Regions from separate parts of the Homo sapiens genome. Here regions 2, 3 and 4 are each linked to region 1. The links are chromatin loops, found by intact Hi-C in ENCODE. Cell type or tissue: endothelial cell of umbilical vein. All regions are shown on one strand. Each heading gives the region's core, and the rest is flanking DNA. Links, peaks and the distances in the headings are about the cores only.

Region 1 (8,312 bases), core at 3,102-8,101:
ATAGTCTCTCTCTCTCTCTGTCTGTCACTCTCTCGCGTGCACTGTCTCTCATCCTGTTGAGGCACACTTTACTTTGTGGTAATTTCCTTTCTTCAGTTTTTGCCTTGAGATTTAAAGTTGCCTGAAACACAGAATCAATTATCACCAAGATAAGTTCTTCCTTTTGACAACCCAGTTATTGCCTCTATATTGGAAGACTTGTCAGCATAGACAACAGTTCAGGCTCTAAGGAAGTATACCAGATGCCTTTTGTCAAATAAGTAGCTTTCCTGCACTTATCTTTCTTCCTGGGCTCTACAAGGTGCTTACCTCTGTGCTAAGGGCCCAGGTGTTTCCAAAATGTCAGTAACTCTCCAACCAGCAAACTGCTGGTCTCTTGAAATGCTTGAAATGATGTATTAATATTACTTCCACGTGTCCGTGCATATAATAGTGATAATAATGGTATTCACCATTTATTAGTGTCTTCAGTGTGCCAAATAATGTGCAAGCCATGTTGTCTAATGTTACCTCATTGATACTCCTTACCCATCATAATCTTTCAAGATGGGCATATAATTCTCTTGACGAACGGTTAAATTCAGCCCGGAGAGAGATGATGACTTGCCCGAGGTCATATAGTTGCCTTATGTATAAAGTGAATACAGAGTTGCCTGCTCTCAAAGCCCGTGCCCTCTCTACTTTCTTATGAAACTTGGGTCTCCAACAGCAATTTTGCCAACTTCACCAGTGCTGTGATGATGGAAGGAAAGATGACATATCTTTTTTCAGAAGGAAACTCAAGGGGCCATTTTAAATGGAGCGGATGGTTTTGCATGAGGCTATGTTTAATTTCGGGATGTCGTCCTTTTCTGGTGAAGATAATCAGACGTAATGTCATCTGCAACCTCTCTGTGTGCATGATTTCATAAAACTGGTATAGCAGTTTATTATTATAAAATTAGTATAGCATAGAACAAACCTGGGATGCAAGCCAGATGAAATAGACAATGAATAGTTATATAAGGTTTTGGAAGCACATGTAGTAGAACACAAGCTCACTGTATTTTCTTCTCAATTGTCTGCTGTTTGTTAATGTTTCCTTTTCAACATGATTGCATCTCAGTTTAATAGCACTTGCCATCTCAGGCTTTATGGTGCCAGGCCTGACATAGTTACATCCCCTCTGTGCTAAAAATATTGCATGTATATATTTAACCGCAGCTGACATGTTTAGCTAATGGGTTACTCAGGAGCTATGCGCTTATATAATTAAGTGATATATGTAATTTTGTGTTAACACATTTGCCATGTGTGTTTCCCTGGTGATTGCAACGCTTTATTCTGTGTAAAGTGTGACATTTTAATTCCCGCTGAACAATTTCCTACCTTGATTTGCCTTGTTTTTGTGGCAGGGGATTATTTTGCAATCAAGATAAAAGCATTATTTATGAAATTTCTAGGCTATCCCATTACTGGGAACTTTGAACTGCAGATCAATCTCCTATTTTATTGATCTTTGTTAAAAATCTTTATTGGAATTTAAATGTAATCTCTACATTACAGATTTGCTCAGACTTTCATCGGTAGGCACATTTTTTTAGGCAGCTCTGCAGAGATGGGGTTCCTTAAAAAAGGAATCCTCACCAGGCAGTCTGCCATCTTCCCCAGGGAAATTTTTTCTCCTAGGTGTTGCTGACTTTTTCTTGTTGTAGGGGCTCTCTAGGAGAGCCAGTAGCCCGGTGGGCTTGAGAGTCTTGGCAAAACAGGTGAGATCTGTGTGTCCACAGACAAGGTGGGTTTCTGTTAGGTATTTAGGTGTTTGACAATAGCTGGGTCTCAGAGTTACACAGTGGGCATTACAATGTGGGTGTATATGTCTTCCCCTTATTAATGGTGATGGTGACCTAGGGAAGGTGCTGGAGATAGGAAGGTGAACCATCAAGGATAGCCTAGCCACCTGGCCCTCTTTAGCGGCATTTATGTTCTCCAGTGGGATGAGCAGTCAGTGCAGTTTAACAAACATTTACCAGACTCTACTAAGTAGTACCAGACACTGATTTCAAAACATGACACAGAGGGAGGCATTTGTTTAGTAAACGTTTATTGAACACCTACTATAATGATGCTACAGTGATCAAGACCAACATAATCTCTTTAGACTGTGGTAAGGTACACTAACCAGATGATTTCAGTACAGGGTGCCAGGTGCCAGGATCAAAGCATGCTTGTTTTTTGCATTTTTTCAAATTTGTTATTAATTATTTTAAGACGGAGTCTCACTCATTGCCCAGGCTGGAGTGCAGTGGCACAGTCTTAGCTCACTGCAACCTCCACCTCATGGGTTTAAGTGATTCTCCTGTCCCAGCCTCCCGAGTAGCTGCGATCACAGGCGTCTGCCACCATGCCCAGCTAATTTTTGTATTTTTTAGTAGGGACGGGGTTTCACCATGTTGGCCAGGCTGGTCTCAGTGTGAGCCACCACGACCAACCCAAAGCATACTTTGTACAGGTATTGACAAGGGTTTTCTCACCCAGCTGGAGATGAGGGAGAGTAAGGAAGCTTTTTGTTTTGTTTTGTTTTGTTTTGGCTGGGGGTGGAGACAGAGTCTCGATCTTGTCACCCAGGCTGGAGTGCAGTGGCACGATCTCGGCTCACTTCATGTTCTGCCTCCCACGGTCAAGCAATTCTCCTGCCTCAGCCTCCCAAGTAGGTGGGATTACAGGCGCCCGCCACCATGCCCATGTAATTTTTGTGTTTTTAGTAGAGACGCGGTTTCACTGTGTTGGCCAGGCTGGTCTTGAACTCCTGACCTGAGGTGATCCACCCACCTCAGCCTCCCAAAGTGCTGGGATTACGGGCGCGAGCCACTGCACCTGGCCAAGGAAGCTTTTAAGCGAGGAGTTAGGGCAGGAGGGAGAAAAGCTAAAAAAGAAAAGGTATCGATGTCAGAGGAAGCCCAGGAACAAAGGCACACAGGTATAAAGCTGTGTAATGTGCTTGGGACCTCTGAGGCATGAGTTACTGCTAGAAGGTGAGGACGATGCTCCCTAGCACAGTGGCCTGTGGTCCATTTCTTCTTGATCCCAGAGGTCCTGAGTTCCCAAAGCCCTTCCTCACCCCCAGGAGGGCTCCTTTGTTTTTTCAGCCCAGCCTAGCAAGCAGGTGGCGGTTGTTGACGCCCAATGCCAGAGCACTTTCCTGATGGCTTTGCAAGTGTTTTGCTGCTAGTACCTCACATTTGGGTCTGAGCAAACAGCTGGGAGTATGGTGCACAGAAGTCCTGCCAGAAGGACCTGCGCTTCATGCACTCCAAGTGAGCTTTCTTGCTTGTATGTTTTGGCATATGAACACAGTGGGAATGTCCTTGTCAGCTCCCATTTGACTTTATTAATTACAGTTCCTTGGAAAGTGTGTTTCAGTAACATGGTCTTGGGATGACAGGGCTCACCCTGCAGAGACCCAAATGGAGGTATTCAGGGCCCATTGAAAAACCATCTGCTGCCAAGGCTCTGCTGCTGATCTCATGCAACAGAAACCAGAGTCTGTCGCAGCTCTGCTACTCACTGGGTGACTCTGGGCGAGTGGCAGGCTCTCTGGTCCTGTCTTTTCTGATGTGGAGAATGACTAGCTGGTGCCCGAGGTTTTCCTAAAGCTATGGAATTCCATCATTTTATAAATGACTCCAATGACGAATCCTACTGGCATAACATCTATGGTTTCACCAACTCTTAGCAGTGATCTTTGGTTCCAGATTCATGTGAAAAGCCAAGAACCGCTTTCCACAATTTGTCTTGTCATGACTCTCCGGCTCCATATTTTAAGAAGCAGTCTACACTAGCCCTTGAATCTAGACTCTAATTTTTTAAGATACAAAGGAAATCATTAAGCCCCAGAATATTAGTAGAATATACGGCAATATGGATCAAGTAATCCAAAGTATTAGCAATGTTGCAAGAGGCTGTCACCTAGCAGCTCTGTATTATGTTTCCAGGCCCTCCCCCACTCATTTCCCTGAGCCCCGAGGCTGTGGTTAATAACGTCAAAAGAATGTTTTAAAATTGCCCTTCTGTTGATTCCAGAGAGTTAGGGCCCTCACATGGTTAGAGTCCTGGGCTAAGAGTCAAATTCTAAATTTAATTCCAGCCTCTATGAACATCTTAGTCCCATATTTCCTCACCATTTAGAGATGTTTCAGTTTTCCCATCTGCGAAATCGGCATAAGATGCCTTGCTCCACAGAAATACTTGTCAACAGCTTTGCCGTACACAAAGATTGGCATTGTATTGGGGCAAAATATCATTTTTCATTCCATAATAGGAATTAAACAAAAGCCCTTTGAGAACGCACCTTGTGTAAACGCCCTGTGCTTAAAAGCCTGTGAATTTCAGAGGTCAGCAAAAACCGCCCCCCTTCTTTATTATTTTTCTTAAAGCTAAACAAGGGTAACTAGGGAATTCATTTTGGAATATAAAGACATGAAAGAAAGGGTATTTCAGCTTGCACAATAGTACAAAGAAGAACAAGAGTTGTCATGTTTTGCTAAAGAACTCCCAGCTGTTTAATTTTATAGTAAAATTACTTTAAGAACTTTGCTAATTCAAAGACAAAATCAAACAACTGTTGTTGCAAAACTGAACTTCCACATTTGAGTGGAAAAGCCAATTTGAGATTAATCTGCCCCTAAAATCATATTATAAAAATACAGAGCATTTCTGTAATGCTGGTTGGAGGAGTGGCTTTTATCTGAAGAGAAGACACATAAAAGAGAAAAATGGTACATTTACTGGTAGTAAGATTTAAAAAAGTAGTTTATGTTCTCATGTACTTTGCCCTGACTTCTCCCCCAGCTTTCTCTTAAGCTCTTCAGTCTGTTTTAATACCAGGTTTGTTTGCTTTCTGGGGATGGGCCTGTTAGGCAGGAAATTGTTGAAAGGCATACAGCAGAAATTTTAAATGGTGTTTTTAAAAGATAAATACCCAATTGGGTAACTGACTATTAAATTTGGAGTTCAGAATTTTTTAAAATTTTATTTTTAGACAATATAGAAAGATAAATTCTGTACCTATACTTGGTTCTATAAGTCCCACATGTTGCCTATTGTCAGAAACAAACTGTTCCTTATTTAAAAAAAAAAAAAGAAAAGAAAAAAAGCCAGTTTTTCTTCCATATTAGGGAATTATTCAGACTTCTTTCCTTGGTTCCTATAATTCCAAACCAGTTGGAACATCAGTCTATTTTTGGTTTAAAGGAGCTTTTAAAATGTGAGCATGATTTTTTTAAGTTTCTAAATCTCATAAAAATCAATTTGCCACATATATAGCAGCTATGGTTGTAAATATAGTGAAGTCATTGTATTGCAGAAAGACAAAGTTCTAATTTCCATATTACAAACCCCACCTACCCCACCTTGTCCAATCTCCACATAAGAGGGCTGAAAATGTAAATTCTAAAACATATAAAACAACATAAGGTTGTCATTTGTGGCTGTTTCTATCCAAGATGAATGTTGTCACCTGTATTGGAGTAAACTCTTTTGTTAGTTTCTGCGGGTTTTTTTGGTCGTCCCACCGCATCCCATCGACTCACCACGAGAGGGCAATGGAGCGTTTGCTTTCAGCTAACAAAGCTAGAAATGGTTTTAATATCAGCTAAGTGTTTGAACTTGTTAAGGATTTATTTCTCCACCTTCCGATTGCCATACATGCAGCCTCCGAGTTTCCACTAACAGCGAATAATGATCCAAATAAAGTTATTCTGAGGGAAAATATAGACAGACTGGTGCAGACAAGAGCTTTTGCCCAAATAAGGATCCCTTTTGTGCAGACCCCATGTGTTAGATAACCATCAACTGACAGTTGCTCATGAGTTAATAATGTTGGATGCTGAAATATGCATACCATGTGCTATAAAAGAGTTTGGAGGACAAAGACAAATACTTCTATAGTTAGATATCAGAAACATACCAGAGGTGTGCAGATTGCTTCGTGGTACATAGGTTGAAACCGCCCAATCATTTCATCAAAATTAGTACAATATAAGTATGATACAGTAGAATGTATGATATTGATTGCATGTTTCATTGATGTTGCAGAAATTTTGGTCTAAGCCTTTCTGCATGTTACTGCCTTAAATGCTACAGCAACTACTGCCTTCTAAGAAAAGAAAATATTTCCTAAGCTTCTTTCTATAGCCACCATTGTTGCTCTTTTATTTTTACCATAGGAACCCATTTTACCATGTGTGTGCAGCCTTTTGATTGGCATGTAGTGTTTGGAGGGCTGTTAATGTCTAGTTAGGTTTCTGTGTTGCTGCTGCCACAGGAATCAAAAAGTGAGGAGGTGGAGGGAATCAGCTTTGATTTTGGCTACTATAACAAGTTGTTTGGGAGGATGGGACACAGGGCAAACTGAGCACCGGGCAGCCGCCTTCTCAGTGATGCCTGATGGTTTTTTGGTGCTAAGAATGATTGCGGAAAGAATGTTTCTCCTCCCTGCCCCCAGAGTTCAAACCTTTTTGTTCTGTTCAACTTTTCTGGGCTTATTGGAATGCCAGTCTTCAATGAATAATCTCATATTTTGTCATAAATGGGACCTGAAGCAGGTTGGCAAAGCCAATGAGGCTATGCCCCTGCATTTAGGCCTGACTGTAACTGACCTCTCTATTTATTCTCAGATGAAATGTCCAAAAAGTCAGACCATTAACTTACTCAATAGTTGGAGATTAAGAAGTGTCTACTTCCAAGCAACTAAAATCACTCCAGCTCCATTTTCTCCTATTCAGTTTGTACTGGATGATGAAAATGGCTTACATTATACCCGACCCATATTGACAGCAGGAGAGAACAAGTCATGAAATAAATAATTAGCTAGTTCCTTCCCCTCTCTCTCTCCATTCTCACTCTCTCTCTCTTTCTGTCTCTTCTCCAGTCTGTTGTCAAAGCTTAACATTTACTTTGACATCTTAGTTAAGAAAGTTAATGAAATAACATCTTCATCAGGGCCATTTAGTAGCCTTGAGTCAATGATTACCAGATTTGAATTTTACAGAAGGGAGACCTCAGCTTAAGAAAAATTTTTAGATACTATTATAACATTATATATATATATATGTGTGTAATGTGTATATATAACTATATATAACGTTTTTACATGACTACCCTCCATAACAGTGAATAAAATCTTAAATGTATTGAAACATTGAATCGTGACTTTTGCTGATTATTCTAGCTTCAGATGTTAATCTTGTTCTGTCTGCTCCTTAACACATATTTCCAAGAACATATCTATAATCATAACATTGAATTATTGACTAAACCAGCATCGCCCAAGAGAAAGATAATGTGAGCCACATGTAATTTAAAATATTCTAGTAACCACATTTTAAAAGGTAAAAAGAAACATGTGGAGTTAATTTTAATAATATATTTTATTTAACCCAGTATATTCAAAATATTATCATTTCAATATGCAATCAATATAAAATGTTATTAATGAGATATTTTACTTTTATTTTGTATTAAGTCTTGGAGATCCAGTGTGTATTTTACACTGCGGCACATCTCAATTTGGACTTGACATATAGTATTTCAGATACTCAAGGGACACGTGGCTAGCGGTGACTGTATCAGACACAGCAATTCTAAATAGTCATAGAAATGTTTTATCTTACAGTGAAAAATGTAAAGAAGCTGTAACCTCTTCTGGGTTCATTGTTAGCTTTACATTAGGGTTTCTGATGGTATCTGTGTGCTGTTTCTCTATAGTGTAACAAACCCTCCCTCCAATTGAGTGATCACTCTAGCTTGCCCCACGGCTTATAATCTGCCCTTAGTTAACATGTCACCAGGTATTATCAACCTTGTTGCTGCCTCTCCACGCCCACTCCAGGCCCCAAAGCTCTTCTCATTCTGTACCCTCACCCCACCCTGCTCCAAGACACACGCTCTTCTATACAATCTGTGAGTTTGCATGAGGTTCTTGGTACCACAGAAGAGTTTTTAAAGTCATTTTCCAGTATCTTGGCTCCGGTACCTGCACAAACAAATGAAGCTCAGAGACCACTGAGGTACTTAGTTGGGGATGGTGCTGGTGCCCTCATAGGGAGGAAGGGTGAGAGGGATTTGCCTGAACAAAGAAAAATGTCTCCGAATCTCAGACAACCAAAAATAGTCATCTTTTTACTTTTAAGTAAAAGACTATCCTACTATTCACATTATTCTTTCTGAAAGGTATAAAAGCACAAAGTGAGTGAAAAGCCCCCTTTCTGTACAAATTCCTTTTTGGATCTTTTTAAAAGAATTGGGAGCCTATCACTTGATAACTGTTTCTT
Region 2 (7,203 bases), core at 2,204-7,203, 93 kb after region 1:
ATTCGTTGGGTCTAATGTGGGCATAGCAGCTGTTGCCTTGGAACCTGAGGGTACGTACGTCTTTTAAACTTTGTGTTCTTTGTATTTTTAATGGAATAAACAGCATGTTAATTATCAATTTATTTTTATTTTTATTTTTTTGAGACAGGGTGTCCTTTGTCACCCAGGCTACAGTGTAGTGGCACCATCTTGGCTCACTGCAGCCTTGACCTCCTGGGCTCAAAGGATCATCCCCCGCTGCAACTCCCAAGTAGCTGGGACCACAGGCGCATGCCACTATGTCTCGTTAATTTTTGTATTTTCTGTAGAGACAGCATTTTGCCATGTTGCCCAGGCTGGTCTTGAACTCCTGGCCTCAAGTGATCCACCCACCTTGGCCTCCCAAAGTGCTGAGATTAGAGGCATGAGCCACTGAACCCAGCCTAATTATTAATTTAATAAGCATTTTTCTTGCAGGGTCCCAGAATGGCCAATCATGCCCTATACTTATAACTGTATACTACCATTCCCAAAGCTAATCAATACTAATTCTTCCTATTGAGACCAGATGCAGATTCAGACTCCTTGATAGATCTCTGTAACTGTAATAAAAGTAAATGGGTGTTAGCATGAGCCAAAATGCAGTTTTCTATCATTAGGACACCTCTCAAGGCTTCCAGGCAGCTGGCATCACATTCAAACCTAGATTTCGTATCAGGAGATGTGGCCTACTGGAGAAGGAGAGCTGAGTGCTGACTGCTGTGTCAGTAAGTAAGTGGTGATGTGTGGTCTCACAAGAATCCAAAGCCAGGCTTAGCCATGAGCCAGATCTTTAAGTAAGTGTCAGGTCCCAGGCAAGTTCCAGTGAATAAATGAAGATGTAAACCAAAATCAACATTAACCTGATTTTCCTCCTACAGTTTATGTAAGATTATATAATATAGTACTTGAGGAAGACAAGCAAAACCCCAAAGTGTCTGATGTGTGTTGGTGTAAGCCTTCATTGCTAACATTTTTCTTGGGTTAGAAGAACTCACAAGGCAGAAGGCTCTTTATGGATCTTCCTTCTCTAGTGCTACTGAATTCTTTTTCTTCCAATCTGGTTTGTAAGGCCACATCAGCTTTCTCCCTTCCTGCGTCTTTCCTAACTCTGAAACTTCTAGAAGGAAGCTCTCTTCCTTTTCCTTTGCTCACCTCTGCCTCTGTTTCTGCCCAGTTTCCCTGGCTCTAGTCCCTACTGCAGGAGCCTCTCAGGGTACACAAGCCTGTCTAGACATTGGCTCAGGAGGGCTCCTGGTACACACACAGGTCCCACTTCCTGACCCTTGAGCTTATCTGGCTTGGAACAAGAGAGTCAGTTTTAAAAAGATAATTCAAGGTCTTCCGTCTACTACTCTGTTGAGCACTTAAAATATATGATCCTATTTATCATCTTAATAATTCTGTGAGGTAGATATTATTATCTCTTTTTTTAAAATGAAGACACTGATCTTTAAATAAGTATATAACCCAAAGGCACACAGAAAGCAGTGGTAGAGCTCTGAAATCTGTGACCCTAACAAGACTGCCTCTGAACCCTTCAGCAGGATTATTGCCTGAATTCCCTTTGTGCCTTGGCCTGATTGGCTCCTGTGGTCCTTCAAAAGTCTCTGAGTTAAAGAAATAAAGGTATAATAATTAAGTTTCTGCCAGTGAAGCAGATATTTGGAGCCACACAATTCCTACCTAATTACAAGAGCTACTCTTAGAAAATACATGGACTCAGGTTTTCTCAGCTAGAACAGTACATGCTAGAGAGTTCTTCAGGAGACATTAAGGAACTGCAGCTGTGACGAAAATGCAAGGGACTCAGACTAGCTAAAACAATCTTAAAAAAAAAGAGCCAAGTTGGAGGACTCACACTTCCTAATTTCAAAACTTACTACAAAGCTACAGTGTCAAGAGAGTATGGTACTGGCATAAGGATAGACAAATAGATCGATGAAATAGAATTGAGAGTCCAGAAATAAACTCATACATTTACAGTCAATTGATTTTTTTTTTCTTGAGACAGAATCTCACTCTGTTGCTCAGGCTGGAGTGCAGTGGTGTGATCTTGGCTCACTGCAACCTCCACCCCCTGAGTTCAAGCAATTCTCTTGCTTCAGCCTCCCAAGTAGCTGGGATTACAGGCGCTTGCCACCATGCCTGGCTAATTTTTGCATTTTTAGTAGAGATGGAGTTTCACCATATTGATCAGTCTAGTCTTGAACTCCTGACCTCAAGTGACCCACCTGAGGTCTCAGCCTCCCAAAGTGCTGGGATTACAGGTACGAGCCACCACGCCAGGCTCAACTGATTTTTGACAAGGATACCAAAACTATTCAGTGGGGAAAACAACAGTCTTTTCAACAAATGATGCTAGGACAACTGAATATACACATGCAAAAGAATAAAGTTGAAGCCCTACCTCACACCATATACAAAAATTAACACAAAATAGATCAAAGACTTAAATGTAGAACTAAAACTATAAAACTCTTAGAAGAAAACATAAGATTCTACCAATAAAGTAAAACAACAACTCCAAGAATGGGGAAAAACATTGGCAAACCAAAATATTTGATAAGGGTCTAGGATCCAGAATATATAAAAAGCTCTGACAATTCAACAAAACAGAAAAATAACCCAATTTTTAAAAGGGCAAAGAATTTTAGCAGACATTTCTTCAAAGAAGATGTACAAATATATAATAATTATTTGAAAAATGCTTACCACCATTAGTCATTAAGTAAATGTAAATCAAAACCACAATGAGATACCTCTTCAACCTCCCCAGGATGGCTATAACTAAAAAAAAAAAAAAAGTAACAAGTGTTGACATAGGTGTGAAAAAATTAGAATCCTCTTACATTGCTGGTGGGAATGTCTAATGGTTCAGCCACTTTGGAAAACAGTCTGCCAATTCCTCTAAAGTTTAATCATAGAGTTACCATATAACCCAGCAATTCCACTCTTAGATATATATCCAAGAGCATTAAAAACAGGTGTTCAAACAAAAACTTGTACACAAATGTTCATAGCAGCATTATTTATAATGTTCATAGCAGCATTATTTATAATAGCCAAAAGGTGGAAATAGCTCAAAATTTGCATTAACTGATGAATACGTAAATATAATGTATATCTATACAATGGAATATTGTTCAGCCATAAAGAGGGTACATGCTACAACATTTAAGAACCTTAAAAACAATATGCTAATTAAAAGAAACCTGGCTCAAAAGTCCGTCTGTCAAATGATTTCATTTATATGAAATGTGCAGAATAGGCAAATCCACACAGAAAAAACTACTTAACTGATTGCCAGAGGCTAGTGGTAGGAGAAAATGGAAAGTAACTAGTAGAAGGTGTGGGTTTTCTTTTGGTGTAATGAAAAGATTCTGGAGTTATGTAGTGGTTGCTATGGTTTGAATGTGCTGCTCCAAAGTTCGTTAGAAATTTAATCTCCAATGTAACAGTATTTAGATGTGGGACCTTTAAGATGTAATTAGGTCATGAGGGCTCTGGCCTCACTAATAGATCATGAGAGTGGGCTAATTATTCCAAGAATGAGTTCCTGCTAAAAAGGATGAGTTCAGCCTGATTTCCACCCTGTCTTACACAGTCTCACCCTCTCTCACCATGTCATGCCTTCTGCCATGGTATGATGCAGCAAGAAGGCCCTCTCCAGATATGGCCCTTTGAACTTACTAGGCCCCAGAACTGTGAGGCAAATAAACTTCTATTCTTTATAAATTACTTAGTCTGTAGTAATATGTTACAGCAGCAGAATATGGACTAAGACAATGGTGATGGTTACATTAACTCTGTGAAAATACTAAAGACCACTGAATTGTACGATTTAAAATGGTGAGTTTTGTAGCATATGAATGATATTTGAACTTAAAAAGACCAATTGTAAAAATAATTTCTATTCAATGTCAAAGAAAACCAAAAAGGCAAAGGTCTAATATCTTTTAAAATTTATGTCTTTGTGGACAAGGAAAAAGGTTTTCCAATATTAAGATCACACCTAATGACTAAACTAGCAATGGTAATGAGTGCTAGGAAGTGCAAGAAACATTGTTTCCAAGGAACTCAATTGTCTTAGAGTTCCCCCAGAAATAGACCCTAAGACAAGCATTTAAGTGCAAAAAAAGTCTATTGGGAGGTGAAGGAAATACCAACAAGGGAGCAGGAAAGTGAGTCAGGGAAGGGAAGGCAGCCAATAAAATGTGCATTATCGAGCAAGTCACCACTGAGGGTAACTGGAGCTAGACTCTATTGGGGAACTCTGGGAGTCAGTGTAAAAATGTACTTTAGTCACGCTCACCCCTAGGTCAAGAAATTGAGATATTTATACTACAACGCTTGTCTTATTAATTGAGGCTTAGCTCCTCTAGCAGCAAGAGGAAGTCCTCAAGCAAAGAGAGGCAGATGCTGGTAGTTGGAGCTGGGCAGACTTGCACTGAAATGGAAAGGCCCTGACCATTCATATCTCTTAATTATAACTCTCTACAGATGGTTGTAGATTATGGATTTGGAAATAAAAAGACCTGGATTGGAGTTTTAGCTTCACTAGTTGGGGCAAGCCATTCAACTCCCTGGGGCTCATTTCTTTATATACAAAACATAGAAGAAAGGGAGTAAAACATATACTGCACAGGATTGTTGTAAGGATACAATGAAGTGATATATATGAGTGTTCCTTGCTATATAAAACGTAGTTACTAGGTTTTTTGTTTTTTATTTTATTTTTTAAGACATGTGGATGACAATATGCTGAATAAAGATTAAATTTATAGAACTGGAATGCAGTCATGCTAATTTTCTTAACTCTTGAACAATAAGCATCTATGTTCAGAATGATAACCCAGGGACTCTGCCAGATTGTATTGCTTTAAAGGAGGCTTGGTTTTGTTCATCCACCTTTGCAGTCAACATACAGACTATTGTCATAGAGACTGCTAAATGTTTACCACAATTTGTTTTCTCTTCTTCCTGGGCTCACAAATAGATGAATTCTCCAAGCCTCACTAATAATGAGGGAAAGCCATGTGACCGAGTCCTAGCCAATGGAAAGGAATGTGTTCTGTTCCCTCCCTTGGTCAGTCAAACCTCTCATAAGCCCTTTTAGGTGCTCTTCCCTCCCCTTGCGATTGGCAGAAATGGAGAAAATTGCCGGAGTGATTTTAGAAGCCACACGTGCTGAAGATGGCATAGCCTTTGTCAGCATAGGCCTCTGCTATGGTTTGGATTTATATCACCTCCCAAATCTCATGTCGAATCGTAATCCCCAGTGTTGGAGGAGGAGGCTGGTGGGAGATGATTGGATCATGGTGATAGATTTTCCCCTGGCTGTTCTTGTGATAGCGAGTGAGTTCTCGTGAGATCCGGTTGTTTAAAAGTGTGTAGCACCTCTGCCTTTTCTCCCTTCCTCCTTCTCTGGCCATGTAAGATGTGCCTGCTTCCCCTTCATTTTCCATCATGACTGTAAGTTTCCTAAGGTCTCTTCAGCCATGCTTACTGTACAGCCTGCCTAATTGTGAGTCGATTAAACCTGTTTTCTTATAAATTACCCAGTCTCAGGTAGTTCTTTATAGCAATGTGAGAACAGAGTAATACAGCCTTCAAATGACTTAATGGAGGAAGGATGGCCCACCACAATGGTCACCCTGTCAGTACAGTTACATGAGTAAGAATGCCTGACACTTCTATTGGGTTCAAGTCACTATACATTGTTGGGTTTGTTATAGCAGCTACCATTATCCTAACAATTAAACTCATATATATTAGAAAGATTTCTGCAAAGAGGGTTTTTGTTTAACCCTGGATTAATAAGTTTTTATTAAGTAGAACTGACTTTTTCAAACATTCTGATTAACTGTGGTTGTGTTTTGGAGGGAGTTATGACTTTTTGGGGCAGTGTGCTACATACTCAGTGTATTGTGAAGTCAACTCCAGGCTTTTTAAAGCTGTCTTCCAACTGGAAAATGCATCATATCCTTGGCTAGCCCTACAAAGACAGAGCAGGAAATCATGCCCCCACTACTTCAAGCACTTTCTACCTTGGAACCTGTACACACTTTCTACCTTGGAACCTGTACATTTAGGTGTCTCTTATATGATGGCAGGTAGGAGGTATTAGACACATCTTATATGAAAGACCATTAGGGGTGAGACAATCTATTTCTTCTTTCTTCCCATCTAATGAAAGTTCTACTGAGGGAAGCAGCTGACACTGTGTGCCTTTTTTTTTTTTTTTTTTGAGACAGCCCAGGCTAGAGTGCAGTGGCATGATCTTGGCTCACTGCAACCTCCACCTTCCAGGTTCAAGCAATTCTGCCTCAGCCTCCTGAGTAGCTGGGACTACAGGTGCCCGCCACCACGCCTAGCTAATTTTTGTATTTTTAGTAGAGATGGGGTTTCACCATATTGGCCAGGCTGGTCTCAAACTCCTGACTTTATGATCCGCCCACCTTGGCCTCCCAAAATGTGTCCTGCTTTTTAAAAATTTTGTTTACTTTTTCCTTACTTATAAAAAGAATAAACATCACATCTGTTCCAGTTTTCCACTGATGAATAACAAACCATCCCAAAATTAGTGGCATAAAACAACCATTTTGTTATGCTCATAGATTCTTTGGAATTCAGGCAGGGTGATACGGGAATGTCTTGTTTCTGCTCCAAGATATCTGGAACTTCAGGTAGAAAGACTGAACATCTGGGAGTTGGAACCATCTTCAGGTGGAAGCCTCTTCACTCACATGCTTGGCACCTGGGCCCAGATGACTGAAAGGCTGGGCTGTGTTGGGGCTGTTTACTGGAGACCCTGTCAATGTAGTTTGGGCTTTCTCACAGCATGGTAGGTAGTGTTAGGGTAGTTGAGGACTCCAAGAGTGAGTGGTTCCAGAGACCAAGGCAGATGGTGCAAGTGCTTTTATTAACCAGCATTAGCACTCACATAGAGTCATTTCCACAACACTCTTTGGTCAAAGCAGTCTCAAGACTAACCACATACAAAAAGAAGGGGCACAGATGCTTTCTGTAGCTGTGAAGAGTGTGACAGAATTTGCAACTACATTTTGAAACTGCTATAATCTCTAATCCCACCAACCAAATACAACTGCCATTAACATTGTGGTTTCTTTCTTATCAGTTTTTTTTATTATTATTATACTTTAAGTTTTGGGTACAGAACTT
Region 3 (5,539 bases), core at 540-5,539, 290 kb before region 1:
TGTTTTCTGATTTTCTTATCTAAATATTAGTTGCCTAATGTACAGAGTTAATTTATAAATACTGGGAAGTTCCCTGAATCAAGTAAATTAACATACTGGGCCAGATTCACCAGCTTCCTTAGCAAACCCTCACATCAAGGCTGTCTTCATGCAAGTGTGAAAACCAGAACGACCCTTCAAAAGTTTTCCTGGCCAGAATAACTCTCTCATCAGATAATAGGCTATACTCATCCTAATATTCCAGTTTTATCACCACAATCAATTCATTCTACATAACTTCACCTAGCATGGACACTTTTTGGAAGACCATTAGCATAGGATGAATATGGAAAAGCCAAGGAGCAGGACTGGACACCCAGATGAGGAGCAGCCTGATGTATAGGTTGTATTGGGGAGGTGAAGAGCAGGGAGATACGGGGGAAAAAAAAAACCCTAAAATTTGGCACTATTAATTAAGAGACTATATAACAGGGGAAAATAGCAATAGATAGTGACTTACTGACCATATAAAACTACAATTATTTCCTACATTTAATTCTTTAGTAAATATTTATTATTTTCCCACTATTTCTTAGCTACCTGCCAGGCAGTGAAGTTGGGAACAAAACAGACCAAGTCCTTACCCTCAGAGAGTTTTGTTTAGCATTGTTGTAGACATAAATATGTCACATGGAAATTTAAAAAACAAAAAGCCTCACACTTTTAAGCTTTTTCTACATGCCAGGCACTGTGTGAGTACCTTCCACATACTGATTTAGTCCTCTGAAGAAAACACGCAGTGGGTGACCACTGTTATGGCCGTTTTCTAGACAAGGAAACTGTGACCCTTGCTGCAGAACTGTGAATGAATGTGAATCCTCAGAGAGCTGCAGTTATGCCTTTGACTAGTGACAATGACAGTGTTTTGACCTAGCAGATGATACAGCTTTTTTGGTGTTAGAGTTTTAAAATAGTATTTGTGCAGTAAGATCGCATTCTCTGTTTCCCACTCAAAAAAATAAATTATTCAAACCACGAAAATAGGTGCCTAAAATCCACAGGGCAGAAGCAGCACTCTAGGCCCTGTGGGACCACTGTTGAGAAAAAGCCAATGCACCCCTGGGCCTCTGTTAGAAGAGTAACTTGGTACAGCTGTATAATTCCTTTTATGAAATGGATGGGTCTGATCAGGAATCAGAGCCTCGGGATGGACAATGAGACTCATCCACAACAGAACTAATATCTTATTCACCCAGGTTTGACTTTAAAATTATATCAGCCATGAAAATTATTTCACTGCCTTCTGTGGTGAACAATCGGGCTATATTTAATTTTAATCATTAATATGTAAAAATAATAAAAGCCACCAAAATAGTCTATAGTCAATTTTCTGATAAAAGTAAATTTATTTTTTCCCCATTTGTGATTTAAATGGCCTCCAGAAAGTTTTTTGCAAGTAAGTGTTAATTAAAAATATGGAAATGGATTTAAAGCACATTACAGTGCACAGTGGAAGAATAATCACAGGAGCTTTGGTCACACGACCATCCTCATTCCTCTATGTATTTTTTAACTGTCTAGGTTATTGGTTGTTTTTCTGCATGCCTGTTCCTAGAGAAAACTGTGATTCCAATGAAAACAGTGGCCAAAAGCAAACTGATGCCCCTACGCTTTCCTGTTTACACAAATGAAATAAGCGTGTTCTCAGATTTCTTTATGCACGCAATGCTTTTTATATCTTGCCATCTTTAAAAACTATTCAACCTTTCATTCTTGACTTTCATTGACTTATTTTGGAACAATGCACTGTAGTTAGTGCCAACACTATGTAGAGCCAGTGAACAAATTCTCTTTCTGAATTTATCAGAGAATGCCTGCTTTCACAACTCTAGTATACACATGTCATTTTACTTTTCTGAACCTGTATTTCCTCACATATAAACTAGAGATAAACATTTTTTGGAATCCATAATGAACTACTAGGGTTCCCCTTCCCCCTAAAGTTAGGTGCGTGGGTTTCAGAGTCAGATAGATCCGGGTTCTATTTCTGATAGAATTCTCCATTTTCTAGTTGTGGGGCATTGGCTGAGTTATTTAACCTCTTTAAGCTTTTGGCTCTTTCTCAAAACATGAAGTCAATAAAACCTTTCCTCCCAATGCAGTATGATTTGAAGGACCTACTATTTATAACGTGCTTTCTAACTAGCCCAATGCCAAACACAGAGTAAGTTCTCAATAAATGAGAGCTGCTTTTTTTTTTTTTCATCATCACAGTTTATATTCCCAAATGGTGGCCAGCACTGACCTTAGGGCCTCCCCATTGAACAACTCCAGTGGGTACCTTTCACATTGTATTGTGAGTGGGGGACCAGAGGAGGCTCACGGAAAGCAATGTGAATCATGGCCCCTAGAGTCAGGCAACTTATCAGCCCTCCTAGAAATTTGCTTCATGATGTTACTTTCATTAGGAGCTAGGTGAGGGGTATGGTATCTCTGAGGAACTCTTTATGGCTTTAAACTACACTGTGTCTAAAAAACAGTTTAATGATAAGTCAGTTAAAAATAACTACTGGGCCAGGGGTGCAGTGGCTCATGCCTGTCATCCCAGCACTTTGGAGGCCGAGGCAGGTGGATCACCTGAGGTCAGGAGTTCAAGACCAGCCTGGCCAACATGGTGAAGCACTGTCTCTACTAAAAATACAAAAATTAGCCTAGCGTGGTGGCGGGTACCTGTAATCCCAGCTACTTGGGAGGCTGAGGCAGGAGAATTGCTTGAACCTGGGAGGCGGAGTTTGCAGTGAGCCGAGATCGTGCCACTGGACTCCAGCCTGGGCAACAGAGCAAGACTGTGTCTCCAAAAACTAATAGTAACTATCAATGAAGTCAAATCAGTGAGAATCTGTCTGGTTGTTTGGCATTCTGCTAATCAAACAAATACTCTAGGGCTCCATTGATATGAAATACAGATAGTTGCACTGATGCAACAATACAATGACTAGGTTTGCTTCTCCAAGTGTTACCGTTTTTCAAGAAAAATATTTAAACTGACTTGTAGCTGGTCTAACAAACTAGGCAGCCCTGAAGATTTTTAGATGAATGGATAGATACTCTGATGAAATACTCAACATCCAATGAATGCCCCCCGTGTATAAAGGCCTGAGCTAGGGGTCCTTAAGATGAATATGACGTGCCCCACGTCCTCGAGTTGTTTCCACACAATGGCGAGAAATCACTCTACCTGGCTGTCACTCAAGGCCAATGTGACAAATACTATGAAGTTGAATAAGCAAGATACTCTGCGAGCACAAGGGCGATGACGAGAAACTTCACAGAGTTGATTGAGCTGGGTGGAAAGTCCAGGTGGATGAGATGGCCTGGCAGGATGCAGGGAAAAGCTCCCCCAGCAGAGGGAGCAGCACAGGCAATACAGGGCTGAGACCACAGCTTCCTCCACCCCTTGCTTTGCTTCGCTCTGCTTTGCTTTGCCTTGCTCTTTTTTTTTTTTTTTTTTTTTTTCATATAACAATTATGGAGCACCCACTCTGCTGCAAGCACTGGGCAAGCAGGGAAAGAGTGAGTGGTCTAGTACAGCTGGAGCTCGAGATCTGTGAAGGCAAGAACATGGAGTTGAATCCTTCAAAAAATAGAAGGGCACAGGTGGGACAGGCATCAGCAGGTGCCCCCAATGAGTTTTATGGCTGACTTAATGTTAGGGACAAGGGAGAGGGAATAACTGAAGACAGCTGCAAGGCTTTGAGTCCAGTAACTGAGAAGCTGGTGATGCCACCAAACGATAAAGGAATTGGAGGAGGAGCAGGTTTGGGGAAGGTAATTAAGGAAAAATAAATGGACAAGCTTCAGCCTGTCAATGATTCCAGTAAGCACTAAATGTGTACTCCAAATATTCTTCTACATCGTGACTGAAAAATACTGAATCTGGGGATCTACACAGGCAAGCAACTTTGAGTTTTGTATAAATAGAGAAAAAGCCACTTGAAATTTAGTAACATAAGATACAACATCTGTAGCTGGACTAGAGACGACCTAGTCCAACTCCCTAATTTTACAAACAAAGAAACCACATCTCAGACCTACTCTCAACTGAGCAGCAGAGCCAATCCAGAACTCTGACTACACATTTAAGGGGAAAAAAATCTACATTTTTAGAACATTCAAATCTGGAATCAAGATACCACCTAGATTTTTCAGAGCTGCTGCTATTTCAGTTTGTTTATTTTTAACTAAACTAGTATGATTCGCAGACTGTAGGTGAAAGGTCTCTTTTGAGAACATGTATTGCTATGTACACCGTTGTCCACAAAATCAGTTTTGTAGTTAATTTCTAAGATTTCAGATTTCAAGAAAAGCCAGGGAAACTTAGAGTACCTAGACCCATTCTGTATAAGGGAAGACATGCTTCTTTAGGTCATTGAAATAATGACATCTGCCATATATGGAATAAAAGGCTGCCTTGCCTAGGAGGAAGGGCTTGGGTGCTCACTGAAAGTGTCCTGTTTCTAGAATGCCAAGCACATATGACTAATTGGCAGTAGTTTCCTCCAAAGCAAGAAAATCCTGCCTGCTGACCAGAGAAAAGTGCCTAATACGGTTAAAGAATCACTAAGTGAGACTTTTTTATAAAAAAGGAAAAAAAAAAAAGGGTAGGGGCTAGGGAGAGCTAAGCAGAGAGGGAAATATTTATAACTGTAACAACATGTTTCCTGGTAATAATTTATGAGCCTACTGGAGAAAAGGGAAACACACAAACTATGAATAAAATATCTAAACGTAAACATCATGCTTTCTGCAAATTTCTTTAGTTAAAAATTAAGGCTGAGGTTGACTAAAGTAAATGACTGCATTTTCGTGGTCTCTTATTTCCTTGATGCTAAGGGTTACCAACTGATTTACAACTTCCTGTGTTGTTTTTTAAATCTATATTTGTCAGCACATTTTTAATGTCAGATTACTTAAAATAGACATCTTGGCTCTAAGAGGTCAGAAATAATAATATTAGGTTGACTTCTCTAAAGATTTCATAGCACTTTACAAGTATTCTAATTTAGCACCAAAGCTTTTTATTTCTAAACGAATATGGTTTTAAGAAGCTTAGCCCCCACTTTCAGTTGTGGACTTCGGGACTGAAGTGCAGTTCAATCAGTATGCTTTGAAGTTAAGTAAATTACATGATAGCTTTATCTAAATAGTTTCAGCCTCCTCCTATTCAGGTAGTTTCAACTGTCAACAGGAAGTGCATGAAAAAAGAAAGACTCGAACCAAGGACCTAGAGTTCTTCCATTGTAGTTTCTTTCTGTTCTAACCATTATAATTTATTATCTCATATGATTTCTGCAAATTATCGGTACTTATTCAAAAAGAGTATTCTCTAATATGAGAGTCATGAAATAGCTTCATCTTCATATAAGCTGTCATAATATGTAATGAAAATGCAATGTCCATAAAATAAAATTTTTAAATATTAAACACCTCAATTTTAAATAGAACGCTCTAGAAGAAACTAACCAAAAATCTATGATTAGAATTGTTTGAAATATTTTAT
Region 4 (5,662 bases), core at 621-5,620, 390 kb after region 1:
TTGTGAGGTTTTAAACTTAATCTGCCATAAAACTCCAACCCTGGAGAAAACAGGAAATGGTATTTTGGTGACAACTTTTGTAAACAATCATTCCTCAGCCATCATCAAAATGCAAGCTGCCAAAACAGGAAGGAGAAAGAGACGAAAGAGACATTGGCTATGTTTCCAGCCTATGCAAATGCTTAGCTAACCTGGATAGCTTGCTGGGTGGAATTTCTTTCGTTATTTTTCTTTCTGCTGAACACCAAACATAAGGTACCTGACAAACAAGATGTAATATGACAAATAAGGTGTGTCTTTAGGTGTATTCCTGAATGAGTGGCCATCACACCGATCTTCAAGGAGGTTGTAATAAGGATTAAGAATCTAATACTATCATTTTGTGGCTGTTTATATCTGTCATGCATGGTATAATTATAGTGTTTCCCTTTCAAATGGCTCTTAATGTGTTTAGCCAAAGGGGAAAACCAAAGCAGTTGGTAAAAGTCAAATGCTTCACCATCTGTCTCTATCACATTTCCCTGGTTGTAGTTCCAGCAGCCCTGCCTGGGAGGACTAACTTCTTTTTACAAATAGGTCAAATCTATTAATTTTGGCCAACAGCCCTAGAAGTAAAGAAACACAGTGGCTTTCTCCCCCCTGCTCTTTCTTCCTACTTAAGAAATTCTTATCAAATAATAATGCTAATAGTAAAAACAGTACTTCTCTTGAGGGTCCTTCCAGAATTGTCTATGCAGAAACAAAGTTATGTGTATATAAATATAAACACTTAACAAACTCACACAGAATCATCCTACATACATGCATCCTGTTCTTGTTTCGCTTCATATCATATCCTGAACATTTGCTTATATCAATAAGTAGAGATCTTTCCTCTTATTTTTTTAACAGCAACATAGTCTATGCTGTTAATAGTCTAATGCTGTTAATAGTCTAATGCATAGTCTAATGCATCTTTTTTGACCAGTCTCCTACTGATGGGTCTACCCTATTTTTGATGGTTCCAACCAATGCCACGATGCAGATCTCAGTATATTTCTGGGAGTGAATGTTTATGATGAGCCTCTAGGCAAAAGGGTTTGCACAACAAAATAATCTTTTGTTGACAAAGACAAAGCAAGACAGAGGATGAGCTTCTGGATATAAGAATAGGATAAGAATGGGTATTATTTTAAGAAAGATTTTCCTAAAAACAGCCATCTGATAAGTTCTCCAGTCTGCCATTTTAAGTAGAGAGGTTTAAATAGCATTTGGGTTTTTGTTTGTTTGTTTGTTTGCCTTTTTTTTTTTAAAGTACCCAATGCAAATAGAAACTCCAATAGTGATATTGAGATCCAAAACTGACAAAGGCAGGGTTTGGTATTGAAAGAAGAATGAGAGACCTGAGGTAACTTACAGTTGGTCACAAAAACATACTGTGAGCATGGGCAAATCACTTTTTGGGATCCCAGCTTTCACATCTGTAAAAATAAAGTGTTGGAAGATGTTTAAGCTATTTTTTAGTCTGGTTTACTGTGATTTGTCTGCCACTTGAGACTTCCAGCAGTATTGTTCATGAGTGGATGCAGGTTAAACCTGCAAGCCGTGGCCCTGTGAACATGGGCTCTGGAGGTGAGGGGTCCAGCCTTTGTCCGGATTAGCATTGCTGGGAGCTGAGGGGCAAATAAGATATTTTAGGAGAGCAGTTTTTAGGAGAGCAGTTTCTTGTTTCCCATATTGTCTCCATCATTTGGTCCCAGACATTTTACTCATGTGCTTCAGAAGTAATTTGAGCCAATACTTTGTTAATTCAACCCTGAATTCAATCTTCCATAGCAGGAAGCAACCTTAGGAATGACAGCAGGTCAGGGCTGCTCCTATAGTTTGAGGGACTTCTGTTTTTCTGTCTTGGAGTCTGATTTCCAGGAAGAATTTCACTGAAATGGGTACCTTAGTATTTACAAACCTAGCACAGATGGATTGACCATTGACATTTCCTGGGTTCTTTTTCTAAGCCCCTTACTTAAACAATTAATACCTTGAAATCTTTTAAAAGACCACTGCCTTTTAAGACCATTGTGAGTATATTAATACCTCCATATTTTCAGTTTAGCCTGATGTTGGGTAAAATGTAAATGCACAACAAATGATAGCAACTATTACCATTATTATAATGACAGAAGACGGGCAATTTTGCAAGAGCCAATTAGGATAAGTATCAGGCCCTAAAAGATTTCCAAATATATCAGTAAGATTGATGAAAATCAGGAAGAAGACCACTTCTTTATCTCAAATAATATGAAAAAGTTTCAGTCCCCAGAATATTCTCTTGAAAGCCCTAAAATGTACATGGAGATCTTTCCCAGTAAACCCAAATTAGGCATTAACTCCTCTCACTTTTCATTTATCATGAGATTTAACAAACTTAAGGATTTGTCCACAGCAAAACCACTCCACACTTTGGGTTTTCCCTAAAAACTCAGATTATCAGGGAAATCAAACCAAAAGGAACTTCAAATTCATCCTAGATCATGGACTGTTCCTTGTAGAACCTACTGCTTGATATGAAGTTTGATTTGGATTTGTTTGAACAGGAATAAAAACTGAGGTAAAGGAAAGGCTACAATAACTCCAATAGAAGTAATGAGTTACTAAACAGTTTAATGAGTTTTGGAGGCCCCTGAAATTTGGGTTCCTGAAATGAATTCTCTCAGACAGTAGACAAATGACTCACCAACTTTGGCCATCGAGGCGGGCTGAGTCATCTAAAGTCAGCTGAATCACCTGCTTTCAGCTCTGTTTTATAAGAATTGGGGCTGGCTGGATATTTCTGTCCCTCTGATTGCAAGTATTAAGCATTTAAAAAAACAGAGAATATGATGTCCTTCTTAGGAAAACCACACAAATTGCTCATGCACAGATGGACTGCATTAGTGAAAACAGATTAGTAATTGCTTTTAGTTCCTGATGATGAAAAAGTGGCTCTGAACACCTACCTCGCTGGATTCTTTACTCACCAGATAAACCAAGTGATACTTGATGACGATCCAGATTTGGATTTAAGAAGCAGAAGGTCAACTCCACAGAGCTCCAAGTCAGGTTGAGAGCATCCTGAGATGGCATCGGTAGAGCTTGCCTTTAAATCCTGGACCCCAATCCAGGCCAAACACACATTATGATTGGAGTTAAAAAAAATGTTTTCACAACAAGGAAATATTGAAATAAGTCAGCTAACATTTTCATTTGGAAATACAGAGGAAGTTAAGGCGTTTTGGGGGTGCTTAGTTTCCTTGTGTGTATTTTTATAGTTTTTTAGTGGGATGGAGATTTAGTGGAGGCAGGCTGGTACAAGGGAAAGAATCCAGGTCCAGGAACTGAAGATTCTTAGTGAGCTGTGTGACCCAGATGTACTTTCAGGGCTTTCTCAGACTTAGTTTCTTCTGCTAGTAAATGAAAATGTGTGTGTTAGTGTTTCCTAAACCTGCTTGAACATAAGGATCACCTGGGGCACGTGTTAAAAAAATCTGAATGCACTTGGCCTCACCCAAACCTGTCGGAATCCGAATCAGCAGGGTGAGGCCTGAGAATTGATATTTTAACCAGCACCTTGGGTGATTTTTTTGTTCAGACAAGTTTGGGAAACATTGAATTAGATAATCAGTAAGATATGCTTCGGGTCTAAGATTGCTCAGTGGTGCTTCAACACAGCAAACCTTATTTTTTTTTTCTCCCTGTAAATTGGAGAAACAACAATCAAATGAAAAACAAATCAACTGATGGGTGGAGAGGTTTTGGTGGGGCTAATGTGCAACTTTATCACAATGCTTACAAACGTTTGTGGGTATACTTAACCTCAGGTGCTCAAGGACTGTGTGTTGTCCCTGCTCTAAATTGATACTTCCTCTTAGGAAGGGCCTGAACAATTCATTCATCCTAGAATGAAGAGCCTTCTTGCATTTTCTCTCTGGCATATTAATATAATTAGATGTCGGTGGGACTGAGACTAGCAGGGAAAGCACTGAAAGCAGTCAATGACTTTACCTACTTGGAAGACTGCACGGAACCGGCTCCACTTGAAGTAGGAAAGCCTGCCTCAGAAGGACAGTGAAATAGGACATTTCTCCCCTAAGCAAGGAAGTATACTGGAAATCAGAACAAAATTAGTGTTGTCATTGCAGAGTGCAAGCTCTGGGCAGCCTCCTTAAGCTGTTTTAATCTCTTCTCACAAAGTCATCTGCTAACAAGGGACATTAGAATAACCTCATTCAGAAGAGTGAAAACTCATCAATCATACATTTCTTCTTTTAGTATTCAGTATTATTTATTGAGGAAACTTATTTATTCATGTCTTCAACATTACTTCTTGAATCCTCCCATGCATCAGACACTGTTTCAGACCCTCTGGATACAGCAATGAACAAGATGGGTTCCTGAATGCATGGAGCTTGAATTCCAGAAGCAGAGATAGACAATAAAATCTGACAAATAAATAAGACCATTTCAGAGGGTGGAAAGGGGTATTTTGGAAACTAAATAGAGAAACCAACTTAAAGAATGACTGGCTAATGACAGACTAAGAAAGATCTTAGTTTATAGGACTTGCTGAGATTTGGGAAGGACTATTTAGACATGATCTTCTTCACTCACAGATGAGCATGTGTCTCTGCATTGGTGGGTGAAATAATTGAGGTCCAGGGAGGATAAAGGACTGACGAAGGAAATGGCAAGACCAGCACCCAGGTCTAGCGTTTGGAGGTAAATTTTTTTCTGATAAACTTAACCTTCTGAATAATACTCCCAAGAAGAAGGTTTCATTTTTTGCCTCACACATGCCTGAGATATATTTATCTGAGTCCTTTTGTATTCAACACTAGCTCTGGTTTAAGTGATGAAAAAGGTTAGAGATCTGGAATAGTGCAAGGCTCTCCACCCTAAATGCTGCAGAATGTTAGTAGCCCATTTTCAGGAGATTAAAGGATAACACTCGGCCAATAATAGCAAGATACCATAGACTTTTAATATCATCTGACAAAGACTATGGAAAAATGGCTTGTTCCCAATCAAGGGAGATCTATAATGGCTTGATCATCAGAAATGAAAAATCAATCCCAATTCTCATCCATTCTTTTAGCTACCATGCATATTATTTTTACCATGGATATTTACAGCTACATTTCCATCCAGACTTCTGGCAATGCCTAAATTCTTCCATAACAAGAAAACAAACTCATTTCTTTTAAAAACCAGTCTCTTCCCCATAGGCAAAGTGGATAAACAGCCTACTCAAATTTGATGTCATTATCTGAAATATCTAGCAAAAGACTAGTTGTATAAAAAATGATATTTCAGCATTGGTGCAAAAGAAGGCTACCCATTCTGACAGTTCTGTGGTATTTTGTCCTTTTAACTTAATGCTTGGAATGTAGGATTTCACACCTGAGACTCTTCAAAATTTTTACTTCATGGGTATTTGGTTTTTTTTGTAATACCGTAATACTTTAAGACTGTTACTTTTCTTTCTTATTCAGCCTTACTGATGCACTGGTCTGAACGTCTTTGTGAGTTTCACTTATATATATATAAAGGAGCCACCACCATCTAATGTATTATAAAAGATACTATAATTAGCGTGTAACTGGCAATCCCACCAGGCAAGCAAGCAATTTTCCAGGCCATGGGAATT

What was found. Peaks named below come from ENCODE experiments on the same cell type or tissue, not always from the same donor. Only the 100,000 strongest peaks of a DNase experiment are listed, where the experiment ranks them.
Region 2: a loop joins it to region 1, with 4 times the contacts of the local background. A loop is called at or near these places in 5 of 110 quality-filtered maps.
Region 3: it touches region 1 in a loop (4-fold over the local background); 21 of 110 quality-filtered maps call a loop at or near these places.
Region 4: it touches region 1 in a loop (5-fold over the local background); 13 of 110 quality-filtered maps call a loop at or near these places.

The regions. Positions count from the first base shown.
Region 1 is chr10:62,033,263-62,041,574 of GRCh38, forward strand. The region is part of intron 4 of ARID5B (AT-rich interaction domain 5B); the gene reads left to right. Among named protein-coding and RNA genes, the nearest start is that of ARID5B, 140 kb to the left of the region's middle. RefSeq lists an enhancer at 7,917-7,976. In endothelial cell of umbilical vein, for the core only: a CTCF peak has its summit at 5,567 (motif pointing right); a DNase peak (open chromatin) is centred at 5,599.
Region 2 is chr10:62,126,880-62,134,082 of GRCh38, forward strand. No RefSeq gene overlaps it. Among named protein-coding and RNA genes, the nearest start is that of LINC02621, 130 kb to the right of the region's middle. RefSeq lists a silencer at 6,997-7,066. In endothelial cell of umbilical vein, for the core only: no CTCF peak of the experiment used is centred there; a DNase peak (open chromatin) is centred at 4,232; H3K27ac peaks cover 2,215 bases.
Region 3 is chr10:61,747,742-61,753,280 of GRCh38, forward strand. The region is part of intron 5 of CABCOCO1 (ciliary associated calcium binding coiled-coil 1); the gene reads left to right. Among named protein-coding and RNA genes, the nearest start is that of CABCOCO1, 88 kb to the left of the region's middle. In endothelial cell of umbilical vein, for the core only: a CTCF peak has its summit at 3,356 (motif pointing right); DNase peaks (open chromatin) are centred at 1,680, 3,380 and 4,590; H3K27ac peaks cover 725 bases.
Region 4 is chr10:62,430,583-62,436,244 of GRCh38, forward strand. It overlaps a transcript of ZNF365 not described here. Among named protein-coding and RNA genes, the nearest start is that of ZNF365, 59 kb to the left of the region's middle. In endothelial cell of umbilical vein, for the core only: no CTCF peak of the experiment used is centred there; a DNase peak (open chromatin) is centred at 2,759; H3K27ac peaks cover 1,390 bases.